Linked DNA regions of Homo sapiens: region 2 is linked to region 1. Evidence: chromatin loops called from intact Hi-C (ENCODE). Cell type or tissue: PC-3. All regions are shown on one strand. Each heading gives the region's core, and the rest is flanking DNA. Links, peaks and the distances in the headings are about the cores only.

What was found. Peaks named below come from ENCODE experiments on the same cell type or tissue, not always from the same donor. Only the 100,000 strongest peaks of a DNase experiment are listed, where the experiment ranks them.
Region 2: a loop joins it to region 1, with 3 times the contacts of the local background. A loop is called at or near these places in 2 of 110 quality-filtered maps.

The regions. Positions count from the first base shown.
Region 1 is chr3:171,184,206-171,192,137 of GRCh38, reverse strand. TNIK (TRAF2 and NCK interacting kinase) reads left to right here. Exons shown (of 33, transcript NM_015028.4): 6 at 1,351-1,441; 7 at 3,306-3,436. Among named protein-coding and RNA genes, the nearest start is that of MIR569, 81 kb to the right of the region's middle. RefSeq lists enhancers at 2,399-2,448, 4,858-5,385. In PC-3, for the core only: CTCF peaks have their summits at 4,050 and 4,252; a DNase peak (open chromatin) is centred at 4,247.
Region 2 is chr3:171,520,369-171,528,300 of GRCh38, reverse strand. No RefSeq gene overlaps it. Among named protein-coding and RNA genes, the nearest start is that of TNIK, 64 kb to the right of the region's middle. In PC-3, for the core only: no CTCF peak of the experiment used is centred there; a DNase peak (open chromatin) is centred at 3,950; H3K4me3 peaks cover 303 bases; H3K27ac peaks cover 1,165 bases.

The DNA.
Region 1 (7,932 bases), core at 1,799-5,798:
TATGTTTTCTGATATCTCTAAATGTATATGTGGGTCTTTTTGGACCTCTGTACTCTCATGCTGAATTTCTTTGACAAGAGAATTCAGATATCTAGGTTTGTTTCTTTTCCTGTCAACCTCATTTTTCATACCATGATTTTGTTGTTGTGGAGAAGATGAAAAGCACAAAAAATTAAAGGTAATAAAGAACACTCGGGGACCCGATACATTGAATTATCAGGTGTTAGCATAAAATAATTTGCTTTAAGACTCCATTTTTAGATTATTTTAGATTATAATTTATCTGAAAAATATATGACTACTTTAGAGTAAGTCTGTAGGTTAAAGAATTCACACCACAAAGAAGCCAAAAACAGAGTAATTCATGAAGAAATGGAACACAAACAGGTTTAGTTGTCACTGAATAATTCTCACATAATGAGCACAAAGTCACAAATAGCATAAACTAGCATAAACTAAAAATGACAGTGATGAATGCCAACAAAAGAAATAGAAACTGTATTCCTTTTTAAATGTAAGGCACAATGGGTAAAGCCAATGGGAAATTTCTTGGCTGGTCTGAGAAATATTTTACTTCGCTTAATTAAAATTGTATAACAAGGCCGGGTGCTGTGGCTCACACCTGGATTCCCAGCACTTTGGGAGGCCGAAGTGAATGGATCACCTGAGGTCAGGAGTTCAAGACCAGCCTGGCCAACATGGTGAAACCCTGTCTGTACTAAAATAAATTAGCCTGGCGTGGTGGCAGGCACCTGTAATCCCAGCTACTCTGGAGGCTGAGGCAGTCGCTTGAATCCAAGACACAGAGGTTGCAGTGAGCCCAGACCACGCCATTGCACTCCAGCCTGGGCGACAGAGTAAGGCTCTGTCTCAGTCAATCAATCATTCAATGAAATTGGATAACAGAATGTAAATTTTAACTTTTAAATTCAAATATCCTGCAGGGATTCAGTTAAATCAGGTTAGTTTTCTGTACAGAGACTGTGTAGATGGTTCTATTTTAAACTGTTTAAACTTCGCTTTTCACAGTAGTATTAACTGAAACTCATGTTCATGTTGGAACCGTATAATTACTTGTGTGGTTCCCTGATACCTGATAATCAGATCCAATATGCAAGCATTTCATTAAACACAGCACCATGCATTGCAAGGACTGCCTGGGTACTTTAATTTATATTGATGAATTGCCTACAGTTAGAAGAGCACTATGAGCACATGAAAGATGTGATTATAATTCTGAAAAGTATGTCTGGGTGAGTGTAAAGTTTTTGGATCCTTAACAGTCAAAATAATTTATTGGCATCTTGGCTTATGTTCCTATTAACCCTTCTTAACTCTCCATCACTCCAGGGGCTGAGTCACCTGCACCAGCATAAAGTGATTCATCGAGATATTAAAGGGCAAAATGTCTTGCTGACTGAAAATGCAGAAGTTAAACTAGGTAAGAGCAGAATCCTGTGAGCCTTGGAATTGCAGGAAGTGATGAGATTATATTAACAGCTCTAAAAAAATTAATGTTAATTTGTCACCGTGGATTTGGAGAGCATTGCCCTAAAAATGGAAAGGAAAATGTTTCTTTGCCTATTTTAAAAAATATTTTCTCAAGGCATTCTGAGGAATGAATTATATATAATGTGGGAACAGAACCACTTGCTTAATCAATATATAGAAATAATTGAGATTTTTTTGTTTCAGCAGAGATTAGAAGTGACAAACTTTGAAATGGCCTCCTATATCTTACAGTTTGTTTATACTGTTGCTGCTATAACAGAGCACTAGGACCCAATTTTTTTCCATTAAAATATACACAGGCATATTCAGAATAATCAATTCCTGCTATATTCCCATAGGTTTAAGTTATATTTACATTGATTTTGTTATTACCTTGGGCTCCCGTGCAAAGTGGATACTTAATATTCTACTTTAGGTGCATACTGATTACCCCCACTTCCATCAGTGGGAGAATCCTTCTCTTTGGCGTATCTGTTAGAGCTCTTTCCGCAACAAATCTGGGACTGCCCAAATAGAGAATTACCACATGCATTTGACTGCTTGATGTATATGAGTAAGAGCATGAATTGACAAATATCCAGTAGGATATGTAACTTGTCATCTAGAAAAGAATCGCTGTCCATATGATTGTATATTTTCAAAGAGATTTAAACATCTTCTATGTTTATATCCCAAACATTTGCTCTTCCTTTTTGTTGAAATATATGACTTCCATTTTTTTTCTTAGTTAACATTTGGGACCAAACTTTCTCACCTCATGAATATTCTCTTTTAAAAACAAAAGTATACATTATGTAGGCTAAGCAGTTATATATGTATCAACTAGATAAGCTATCCTGAGAGCATTCTTACTTCACTAATTAACAGTTACTTGTTGAGTATATATTATATGCCAGGCCCTGTACAAGACAATTTTCTATAGATTATCTCTCATAAACATCAGAGCAACTCTGTGTAGATGTCATCATCCTCATTTTACAGATTAGGAAACCGAAGCTCAGAGAGGTTGATCTACTAGCCCTAGGTCATACCACTAGTAGCGGCAGAAATGAGATACAAACTTAGGCAGTCTGACTCAGACTTTTGCTTTTAATCACTTGTCTTGTATCCCCAAAATACTACCCTTTCTGACAACCAAGCTTACTTTTTTTTAACACCTATTTTTGGTCCCTGTGAAGCCTTGGTGTAATCAAATGTAATTCTTTGTGCCTTCCTCATGGGTACACTTCATCCATTTCTCATGCAGTTTAAAAACATATTCACAATATAGAAAAGGTAGAAGCAACCCAGGTGCCCATCAACAGGTGAACAGATAAACAAAATGTGGTCCATACACACAATGGAATATTATTCAACCTTGAGAAGGAAGGAAATTCTAACACATGCTGCAACGTGGATGAACCTTGATGATATTATGCTAACTGAAATAAGCCAGTCACAAAAAGACAAATACTGTATGATTCCACTTATACAAGGTAGTGAGAATAGTCAAATTTATAGAGATGGAAAGTAGAATAATTGCCAGGGGTTGGGGCAAGGGGGAATTGGGAGCTATTGTTTAATAGGTACAAAGTTTCAGCTGGGGAAGATGAGAAATTCTGGAGATGGACAGTGGTGAAGGTTGCACAACAGTGTGGATGTGCTTAGTGCCCCAGAAATGTACATTTGAAAATGGTCAAAATTGTACACTTTATGTTACTTATGTTTTACCACAATAAAATAATTCACATTCATTTTATCGCTATCTAAAACCTATGATCACAGACTTTATTTACTTGTCTTTTCTTAAATAGTGGACTTTGGAGTCAGTGCTCAGCTTGATCGAACAGTGGGCAGGAGGAATACTTTCATTGGAACTCCCTACTGGATGGCACCAGAAGTTATTGCCTGTGATGAAAACCCAGATGCCACATATGATTTCAAGGTATGGCTTCTTTGTCGTGTTTCAAAACTATGCCTACCATCTTATCCTGAGTCTTATAAAGTCTTACATGCCCTTATATTTATGATTTATGTCACCCAAAGGGAGAACTGAAAAACATTATTTGAGTTTAAGACCTGTAAGACATTCAAGTGAGGATCTTTTTAATGAATTCACCCATCTTATCTGATGGCCTGTTTGTAAAAAATAAAAAAATAAATAAAAAGTTTAAATCATTTTCTATATTTTTTTAAATTTACTCTTGCTTCTTATTATTGGAAAATAGATTGGATTTCCATTTTGGTTATGGTTTAGATTTTTGGAAGAGTATATATTCTGATAGCTTTTTACGTTAAACTAAGATGTGAGTTTGTTGTCTTGGGTCATCTTTTTCTGATTGAGAATAATCTGACTTACTTCTACAATGCTCGAAGTATAATTATCTGGGGTTTCTTTTTCATGAGAGGGAATCAGATGGAATATTGGTGACTACTTTATGGTATTTCTGTCGTGTGGCCTGATGTTTCATAGAAATTTGATTTGTGACTTGTTACTTTATATTATAAACTAGAAATTTGCTAATACATTCAAAGCTGTGTTCAAATAGATTTCTCCAAGAAGCCCTTCTCTTTTCTATTCTGCTAGCCAATAACCAAACATAATTTTGCATTATTGCCCCTCAGGTTTATTGTCTGGACTTTCAGGTGACACGGCTTTCTAATGAATGGTGACTGAAAGTCAAGGCAATAAAATTAGGGGCAATGGGATCTAGGAACTGTGTGTGGGTTTCCAGGCTGTGCATTAGGTAGAGAGACACCCTGTGGTCTTTGTGTACATTACAGGACAACTTGGGCAAAACTTGATCTGCTTGGGCTGGTTTCAGAGGTGCATGGACTTTTCACCAAAACACTTTAATGATCCTCTGTAAATACTCTTATCTAACAGATGAAGAAACTGAGGCCGAGGTCTGCAGGTGCTCACCGGGTTAGCAATCCTCTCAGAGTTAGCACTTGAATGCAGGTCTCCAAACTTTCTGTTCAGAGCCCTTTCCAATATATTACCTTGCTCCTCTGTAATGTACTTCCATATAAATCTCCAATTTATCAATTGAACAGTATATTTGAAGAATATTTCACTTTTAAGGAATATTTTTAGTTCTCGACATGTGGGGTTATTATTGAAATCAGGTCTCAAAGATGCAAACATTGCAGCGTTTTTGAGGCCCCGTATCTCAGTGTTGACAGAAAATTTGCCTCTTTTGGGAATTGCAAGCTTGAAGGTCTGAAAACCTAATAATCTCCCATAAATTTCCTCCTTCCTTCAAAGTTAGTCACTGTAATAACCTGACAACAATCTGTCTGAAAACAGCTGCCAAGTTAAAAATTAATCTCCTGCCAAAATGTCATTTTTTTAAACTGCTAATGATAAGCATATTTAAATAATTCTGTTTGCAAATCCCTTCAGAGAAGCCACTACAAAATATACATCCCAGGCCAGATATGGGTATCATGATTAGCTACAAGCAATTCTTCAAACCATAGTTATACCTAACAAGTGCTAACTAGTCTACATCTGGGCCACAGATATTCTAGATTACTATGTAACATAGCATGGGGAAACAGCGTTTGCAGCTCTTACAACCTCAGCTTAATCTTTTAAGTATTGTGACTGACTGCACTATATATGGGACTTTTGTTATGTAAATAAAGTGGGTGCCTACAACTGACTTGTTTTCAGTAGGGTATCTAGAAGAGGCTTTCCTTCTGGCCAAGCCAAAGCTTGGAATTAAACTGATATTTTGGTCCTCTTTCCTCAGATTATGGCTAAGGAGTATAGTTTAAGATCACTGTAAATGGTGTGAGACCAGTGCATAACTCTAGGTATGGGCAAATCCTGTTGTATGAGTAGCCACAGAGGTCGTCATGCTGCACAGTGATTTCAGAGGTACTGGAAGGCTCACCTGGCTATAAAAGTATCCTGAGACATTAAAAAGATTGAAGATGAATGTCTGTGTGTTTTTTTAAAAAATAAAGAATCCTGATAGAATAGGTTCAATGGTGTCAGTCATTTAGACCTTAGTGCAAATTAGTTTAACAGGATTGTCAGGAATGTAGGTTGTGCAAGAGGAGGAAAAAGTCATGGCAGGGATATGAGCTTCACTGGTTATATGCCATGGGTAAAAAGAGGAGGATGACAAAAGAATGAATAAGGAAGACTTTTCTACAGAGGACTTTATAATATTGAATTATTTTAGGTTTTTAAAAAAATTCATAGTGGTCTTCAAAGACATCTTAGACAAATCAAATAGTAAATAATAAATAACAAAACCAAGCCATACCCTGTTGGGGTATAGTGGAAGGTTTGGGGATTCTTTGCAGATTTATTTAATCCACTTATACAGTTTTACTGTGGGCCAGAGAAGATGCTGATCTTTAAATAACCTTACTACTTCTTTCTTGGCACCATATATCATCCCCTTTTCTGTTCAGTATCCTTAGGAATGTAACCTGTCACCAGGGGACAACTTGACAATATGCTGACTTTCAAAATCATTTATTCATTCACTCAGTGCATATTTATAGACTATCCATTGTGTATAAGGAGTTAGTCAAGCTGTATCTGTACATGCAGTTTCTGATAGAAGGTTCATTTGAGACCCCATCAAAGCCCGAGGATTTCACTGTGTGTTTGGTGGTCCACTTGGCCCAGTGGTGTATCCCAGCCCCAGAAGCTTGATGTCAACACTTTGGGCCCTCATGTGCTATAGCCACTTTCAGCCGAGAGTGTGTATTTAGAATAAAGGATGACTTGGCCACCGGACTTTATTAGATTTCTTACCACAAAAGTCCTTTCTGTAAAATAAAGACAAGAAGAAAAAGAAAAAGAGTATAGCTTAGTTTTGTTATTTGATTTATTGTTTATCAATTATTTTTTGATGTGTCTAAGATGTCTTTAAAGACCACTATAACTTTTTACAAAACCTAAAGTAACTCAACGTATAAGGTCTTCTGTAGCTTTTTATTGCAGAGTCTGGTTTTGTGTGATATCTACTGGGCACAGTAAGTAACTCACTGAAAATAGACCCTCTCCTAAGGAGGAGTGCCAGAATCTCATTTGCCGGGTGTGCTGGCTTTCCCCTGGAGGCCCTTCCTTTCTTGTTTTCAGAAATTCTGTCAAAACACTTCAAGTGAAAGGAAAGGTTTCATTTCCCTGATAAGTATGTGGGGCAATAATGAAAGCTTTCCCGTTTAATAATAAGCATTCAAAAGATTTGAAATTAATAAAACTGTTCAAAATGCCTAGGCTGTTTAAATTGTTATTTTTTTAACCTACTTTGAATTTCATTTTGGTTGGATGGGATCTGCTAAGCATTTTATAGTCCTGTGTATTTATTACTTTAACAGAACCACCCACTAAGAAATTTCTGTGGCTGAATGCCACAGTATAGTACACATAATGTAGTCTTATTCACCCCTCCCACCCCATAGACACACACACACACACACACACACACACACACACACACGGGAAATCTATAAAGAACCTGGAAAAACTTAATAGTATTTACTTTTGAATAGGGCATGTGGATGGAAAACTTACAATTTTTATTTTCTATATCTTTCTGTCCTGTTATGTTTTTTGCCATAAACAGGCCTTGCTCTTATATGAAGCCAATGAAGTAAGAGATGCACAGTGAAATGGCTTACCCCCTTATCCCACTCCCCACCAGATTCCTGTCCTCAGGCCTGATCTGTGCCAATGTTGTTTATTATTTGCCTAAACTCTGTTTATGAGACTTTCATATGGGTGCTGCAGATTATTTGCAGACATGGGTGTCTCCTCCAGCGTTTGGGTGAATATTGTGCTCTGGTTGTAGAGAAAAAGTACTCTTTTCCCCTGTGTCACAGATAATTGGCATTATTCAGGCAGGGTGGAAATACTTCTTCTAAGTAAGAGTTTCAGTTGGAAATGAAGTGAGCAACCTAACTAGTGGTAGAGTTTCCGCCGTGCAGGGTGTCACCTGAGAGGACAATATTCAGATTGCAGAATGATGCATTTACACTCTCAAACAAGTCGTGGCCTCTGTCTACTGAGATTCAAACAAAGGTCCTTCCCTATTCGATCAGAAGGAAGATGACCCAGATAGCATGTTAGTGTCACCAACAGGAAACTGAAACTCCTATTCAACATATTTCTGTGGCTCTCTGTTCACACCCACCTATAAAGGATTCCTTAGTGAAACGCAGCCAGTACCTCCTCCACGCAACATGCTGATACCCAGGGGAAGAGAGTGAGCTATTCTAATATTTTCCCTTTGGTCACATAACAAGTGAAAATGGACAAAAAACTAAAGATTTCTGTCCTCAGTTTGTTTTATGTGTGAAATGGGATTATTAATAACTATCTCCACTTCAGTGACCCTAACTCACCACCTAAGTTCTGTATCTAGATAACATAATATATAAATATATAACATAATTAATAAGAGTCAGTCCTTT
Region 2 (7,932 bases), core at 2,082-6,081, 340 kb before region 1:
TGAGAGTAACCTTATTATTAATAGTAAAGCATGGTGACTCATTTTTTGAATTGATGTATGTTGAAAGGACCAAGCACTGTTATTGGAAGTGAGTGGCTGAGTCCCTAGATCAGACAGAACGAACCCCTCCAGCAGGGCCAGCACATAAGCAGAGGTGTCCATTAATAGATGAATGAATTTTTTAAATATGGTGCATACATACATATACATATATATTTTATATATATACATATATAATATATTATATATACACACACACATACACACAATGGAATACTATTCAGCCTTAAAGAAGAAGGAAATCCTGTCATTTGCAACCTGGAGGAAATTATGCTAAGACAAATAAGCCAGACACAGAAAGACAGATACTGCATGATCTCATATGTGGAATCTAAGAAAGTTAAATTAATAGAAGCAGAAAGTAGAACAATGTTTTCCAGGGATGGATGTTGGGGTAAGAAGATATTAGTTACAGGGTACAAAGTTTCAATTAGACGATATCAGCAAGCTCTGGAGATCTATTGTACAATATGGTGACTATGGTTAATAATACTGTTTTATATACTTGAGATTTGCAAAGACAATAGATCTTGCATTTTCTTATTACATACACACAAAATGATAACTAAGTTGATAGATATGTTAATTAACTGAATTGCAGTAATCATTTCACAATGTATACATATATCAAAACATCATGTTGTATGCTTTAAAAATATACAATTTTTATTTGTCAGTTACACATCTGTAAAGCTGAGGGAAAACCACAATGCCTCTCTCCTATAAGACAAATAGAAATTCAATTGATTCTTGTTATTCACAATAGCTAAGTTAAATAAAGTCACTGCAAATACTGAATTAGTGAATTGTAAACCATTGATCCTAGGGGAAATACAAGGCTAGGTTCCTGCAAGCCTCTGATCCCAACATTTTTGTCAACTTATCAGTATATAACCTTGTTTTCTCTTTCTCTTTAAACACACCTTATTTAATATATATTATTGAATTATTAACATATAAATCACAGCCAACAGCACTGTAACGATACCTGAATAAAGCTTATCTAACACATGAATTTTCTCTATATGACACATCACAGCCTTCTTGCACTTAGGAACACTAGAGAGTACTTCAGCAGTATGCTAGGGGGCCATCTTAAACAGCAAAATCAACAAAAAGCACAAAAATGCAAAAAGCATTGCACTAAATAGAGCAAGAGAAAGACACTGTTTACATTATGAGCTGAAACAAGAATGCAGAGTATTGCCTTGTTTGACCTCAGCTGGGAAAGTGCTTGTTGAGCAACTCAAATTTTTCACAACCCTGTGCACATCCAAGAATGATCAGGAATGTGCTATAAGTGTAAATTTTGATGCCACAAATAATTATAGTGAGTAGGTGAACTTACAATATGGAATCTGTGAATAATGAGGATTGACTGTACGTGCATACTTGTATTTTGTACTTTGGGAAAACCTCCTTCGTATTCACTGCATTCTCCTTTAGATTGTCAAGGGGGTGGCTGGTCCAGTGGCCATTGCATATTAGAGGCCTTTGCGTGTTAGTGGTGGTCACATGGTCACCTTTCCCACGACTTCTGGATTTCTTGTCTGGGGCTTAATTTCTTTATTTCAGGGCTTTGATCCCCAGTAAAATGTAAATCTCCATAAGACATGACATTTTAAGATATCATCAGTCACTCTTTGATATGAATAAATGAAGTTGAGAACTTCTGTGGGTAAAAAGGCTATGAAAGGGAGAGTTTGGACTCAGCCATCCCCTTCGAGTATTGACCACCTTCTTGCCACACTGCCTTAGTTGTCTAATAACCTTCCACTTCTTCCTATCACTTCAATTAAGAGGCTTTCTACAGCCACAGCTCCAGCTAGTAACTATCGTGAGCTCCAAGCCACCCTGTGAATGTATCTCTATCAGTTTAAAAATAGAATACATAGAATGGAATTAATCATCCTCCATCCCCGAACCCAGGTCTTCTGACTACTATCCAAGTAAAAGAGACTTCCTTTTCTTAGTCACCCAGCCTAGACATCTTAGTGTTATTTGCAATACCTTTCTTTTCTCCACATTTACTCAATAAACACATACAACTAGCCCCTTCTCTACGTGTCTCTTCTAACTCACCTTTTCCATTTCTCCTGCCTTTCTACAATAACCCTTTGGTTAACCCTCTTTCCCAGCCCTTGTCTATCCCACGTCTTTTTCTTTTCTTTTCTTTTCTTTTCTTTTTTTTTTTTGAGACAGAGTCTCGCTCTGTCGCCCAGGTTGGAGTGCAGTGGTGCGATCTCGGCTCACTGCAAGCTCCGCCTCCCGGTTTCAAGCAGTTCTCCTGCCTCAGCCTCCTGAGTAGCTGGGACTACAGGCACGTGCCACCACACCCGGCTGATTTTTTGTATTTTTAGTAGAGACGGGGTTTCACCGTGTTAGCCAGGATGGTCTCCATCTCCTGACCTCGTGATCCGCCCGCCTCGGCCTCCCTATCCCACTTCTAATTAATCTGTACATCGATGGTGTAACCTTCTGAAACTGGTGCCACTCAGGTCCAAAAGGACTCCTCACTATACAACACATGCAAAAAGTCTCATTCCCTTTTGTGACATTCAAAGCCCTCAATAATCTCAAGTAGCTAACTTCCCACTCTCTTCTCCCTCCTAACCTCGCCCTGATTATATGTGTTGCAATGCTCAAACAAATGCTAGAGTGATTATTTTTCAAACCTCAAATCAGAACACTTACTTCTATAATGAAAGGAGTAGTTGTGAGGCTATTGAGAAAGGATACTTTCAATCCTTATGGTACTGGAAAAGTCTGGGTCTTTTTCTGTAATTCCTCCTCAGTTCTTTCCTGCCTCTGTGTCACCATGTTTTCTGCCTAGAAGCATCCTTTACGTCCTCATTCTCCTCACTCCCATTACCCAGCCTATTGATAGTCCATGTGTTTGCCCAGGCCTGGATCTAATGCACACTCTCCACTGTATGGTTCAATTTCTCTGTACCGTATGCTCTCAAGTCACTTCCAAAATCCTTTATATATTTTCCTTGCATTAAAGAAGTGTGTATGTGTGTGCATATGTGTTTTATTTACCTTTAAGTTCCTCTTAGCATCTAGTTATAATAAACTATTCCTGTGTCTGTTTTGTAATAAGCACTCCTATTACCTCACTTCATTCTCACAGCAAACATCTCATATATTATTGCCATTTTACAATTGAGGAAATTACATCTCATGATGGCTAAGTAATTTGCCCAGATTCACATGGTTAGAAAATGATGGGCCTGGAATTCAAACCCAGGTATCTGTGGCATCAGAGTTCCGCAGCTGGGCGCGGTGGCTCAGGCCTGTAATCCCAGCACTTTGGGAGGCCGAGGCGGGTGGATCATGAGACCAGAAGATCGAGACCATCCTGACTAATAAGGCGAAACCCCGTCTCTACTAAAAGTACAAAAAATTAGCTGAGCATGGTGGCGGGAGGCTGTATTCCCACCTACTCGGGAGGCTGAGGCAGGAGAATGGCCTGAACCCGGGAGGCGGAGCTTGCAGTGAGCCGAGATCGCGCCACTGCACTCCAGCCTGGGCGACAGAGCAAGACTCCGTCTCAAGAGAAAAAAGAGTTCTGCACACACAGGAAGTGCTGAAAATACGGTCTTTTCAAAAATTGCATCGAATCAGTTGCACCAAAAGAGAAGGGAATCATTCTGCAAAAGACGTTAGAATGGAGAAAATTAGTGGCCTGATATTTTTTTTTCATAACAAGGAAGATACCAAACAATTGATTAGATTTCAAAGGTCATTGTGGATAAAGTATGTGGAAAATGAATGAGAGCAGAGAATTAAAAAAAATAATAAAAGCTTTGTTCAAAATGCATTTCCTGTCTCCTTTATCAGACGTGGACCTTTCCCCTTCTGCTGCTTGCTGGGCAGTTGCTCAGATATCACGGCACACACTGAGTCACACACTGAGTCAGCAGCAGCAGCAGCAGCAGCAGCAGCAGCAGTGTTCTGCTCTTTCAGCAGACCACCACAGGGTGCAGGCCATCACCTTAAGGGCCCCATGGGCCCTGGGCTCATCCCCACACCATCCACTTATCTACCTCCACGTCACATACCTATCCCCAGAGAGAGCTGTCACCTTGGATACAAAATGACCTTCCACCGAAGAGGACCAGACAGCAAAACTTACGCTGCTCCATGTGAAGTGTTCTGGGAAAAAAGGCCAATTGTAAAGGGACAGCAAGTCTTAAGTGTCCTTGGAAAATGTTCTCTGTCTCCTCTTGGCGTAGGAAAGGGCCCAAGCTTTTCTTCCCGGCAGAGACTGAAATGGGGAGCGGTATCACAGTTATTACTGCCATTAATATTAATGTACGGATCCCACTTCTCTCACCCATCTTGATGACCTTATAATGGGTTCATTGCAGGTCTGTCTAGTCTAAGGCTTCCAGAGTGAAATTGCTTCATCAAATTTGGACTTTCTTGATGAGATGCCTCTGGCTTCCTTGTGTGATCAGTTCTCATGAAGTTGAAAGCAGGCTGCTATTCCATTTTAATTTCTTTTTCTTTTTTCTCCTCCCCCTTAGGGATTTTGGATAAAAGAGTTTATTAGCTGGCTTGACTGGCTTGTCTTCCCAAAGCCTGAAACCATACTTCAAACTTAGCTGAGGCCCTTTCTTTGTGAGCATGCCAGTTAGGGAAGCACAGGACAGCAGGTGTAAACTCTGTTCAAGTCATCTTTCCTGCACAAAGTTTGAGAACAAACCCCACTAGGCGAGCAAGTGATGTTCCCAACAGCAGAAAACACTGAGAGAATGATCAGTTTCATAGTCTGAATGCAATTCCACAATCTATTTTCCACAATTCTAAAGTCCAAAAATCTCTGAAAAAAATGCTTCTTTTTTAAAAAAAAGCTTCATTAGTTCATCTAGTCCCAACAAAAAATTTTTCTTTTGTTTTGCTTATAGATCTGTAGCAAGCTCATTTGGCAATAAACTCTGAAACTATTCATAATCTGTACAATCTTTATCTCATTTAGTATGAATATTTACATGTTATGCTGCAAAAATTACTATGTTTAATTATAAGGTGTTCCCTGATGGAATGTATGTGTGTGTGTTCAAATATTTATCTGGAATATTCTAAATTTCAAAATACATACATCTGCAAGAATTATAGGTAAGGAATTGTGTAGACCCATAGTATAAAAAAGAATATCCATTTCACTTGGGCAGTTCTTTAAAAATTATAAAAAATCTCTCCTTAATGCCTGTATCAGCCAGGGTTCTCTAGAGGGACAGAACTAATAGGATATATGTATACATGAAAGGGAGTTTATTAAGGAGAACTGACTCACACGATCACACGGTAAAGTCCCACATAGGCCGTCTGCAAGTTAAGGAGCAAGGAAGCCAGTGGGTGGATCAGTCCAAGTCCCAAAACCTCAAAAGGAGGGAAGCTGACAGTTCAGGCTTCAGTCTGTGGCCAAAGACTGGAGATCCTTTGGCAAACCATTGATTTAAGTCCAAGAGTCCAAAAGCTGAAGAACTTGGAGTCTGATGCTCGAGGGCAGGAAGCATCCAACATGGGAGAAAGATGAAGGCTGTAAGACTCAGTGAGTCTGCTCTTCCATCTTCTCCTGCCTGCTTTATTCTAGCCACACTGGCAGCTGATTAGATGGTGCCCACCCAAATTGAGGGTGGGTCTGCCTCCCCTAGTCCACTGACTCAAATATTAATTTCCTTTGTCAACACCCTCACAGACACACCCAGGAACAATACTTTGCATCCTTCAATCCAATCAAGTTGACACTCAATATTAACTATCACAATGACTTCATGAAAGGTTTTATCTCACCTCTATGTCCATGACATTTCTATTTCTTTCTTTCACTGGGTTGGAACTTGCTTGCTGGCTTAAGAAAAGCCACTTTATTGTCATGAAACCGTCCTAGACTATGAGGTGGGAGGCCTGGAAAAAATCAGGCCTTTAAACTTTAAACTTCAGTTTCCTCATTTGTGAAATGTGAATGAAAATTCCAGTCTTGAATTTCTTCCAGGGCAGGTTTGAGACTCAAATTGGAAGACTCTTTGAAATGAGAAACCACCATAAAAGTATCAGATATAATTATCAAAGCCAAGCCACATGATTATTCAATTGATGTCCTTTACAAAATTCTTCCTGATTTAACAAAAAATACAAGCAGACTGGGTGCAGTGGCTCATGCCTGTAATCCCAACACTTTGAGAGGCAGAGGCGGAAGGATTGCTTGAGTTCAGGAGTTCAAGACCAGTTTGGGCAACATGGCAAAACCCCATCTCTACAAAAAATAGAAAAATTAGCCAAGCATGGTGGGGCATGCCTGTAGTCCAAACAACTTGGGAGGCTGAGGTGGGAAGATTGTTTGAGCCCAAGGAGATTGAGGCTGCAGTGAGCCATGATCACACCACTGCACTCCAGCCTGGGCAACAGAGCAAGATCCTATCTCTAAAATAAATAAATAAATACATAAATAAATAAAATGCTTGTTCAGGATCTGAAGGGAATTAAAATTTTAAAAATGCTTCATTAGTTTGGGCTGGGCGCCGTGGCTCACGCCTGTAATCCCAGCACTTTGGGAGGCCAAGACGGGTGGATCATGAGGGCAGGAGATCGAGACCATCCTGGCTAACATGGTGAAACCCTGTCTCTAACAAAAAAATACAAAAAATTAGCTGGGCATGGTGGCGGGCACCTGTAGTCCCAGCTACACGGGAAGCTGAGGCAGGAGAATGGCGTGAATCTGGGAGGCGGAGCTTGCAGTAAGCCAAAATTGCACCACTGCACTCCAGCCTGGGTGACAGAGCGAAAATCCATCTGAAAAAAAAAAAAAAAAATTCATTAGTTCATCTAGGCCCAACTTCATCATCAATTTGTGAGTCTTGAGGTCCTCTCAGTTTTATTGATCACCATACCTGGAAAAATCATGAATATATCTTTGTATGCACCTAAAAGCACAGGAACATGTGTGCTTAGATTGTATTAGGATTGAAATATTCCAGACTAAGAGCTTCTGGTCCTTTGATTAATAAATGTCTTTGGGGCCGGGCACGGTGACTCATGCCTGTAATCCCAGCACTGTGGGAGGCCGAAGCTGGTGGATCACGAGGCCAGGAGTTCAAGACCAGCCTGGCCAACATAGTGAAGCCCCATCTCTACTAAAAATACAAAAAATAGCCAGGCAAGGTGGCATGTGCCTGTAGTCCCAGCTACTCAGGAGGCTGAGGCAGGAGAATTGCTTGAACCCAGGAGGTGGAGGTTGTGGTGAGCCGAGATCACACCACTGCACTCCAGCCTGGGCAACAGAGCAAGACTCTGTCTCAAAAAATAATAATAATAATAAATAAAACAAAACAAAAAAATAAAAAATAAATGTCTTTGGTAATATCAATGGATTAAAAAATTCTTTTCTACTTTAGAAAGAGAGCAAGAATAAGAGAAAAAATTTTTGCCAACAGACAACTAACACAGCTGTACATGGTAATTAATTGTAAGTGGTTTATGTTAGTGGATCAAAGGAACACCCTCAATAAAGCAGATAAGATCCTAGTCCCAGGCTGAAACTGTAGTGGGCAGAAACCAGCCCAACAAAACCAGATACAAAGAGTTAGAGGAAAAGACTAATAGCAAAGGGCAGGAAATCCAGAAGTAAATCCCTAGGGCTTTTAGCTAATTTAGGTTTACCTTCCACAGGGCAAATACTCTCTTTGTTCTCAGAGTTTTAAAATATGCATGTGTGGGACAGATCCATGAGTTAGCTATCTTACAGAAGGACTTCAAGGAGGCTTAGAATAAAATATAACAACAATGATAATCTGCAATTTATTGTCTACCCACTATGTGCTGGGCACTTAAGTACATTATCTCATGTAATCTTCACACCATCTC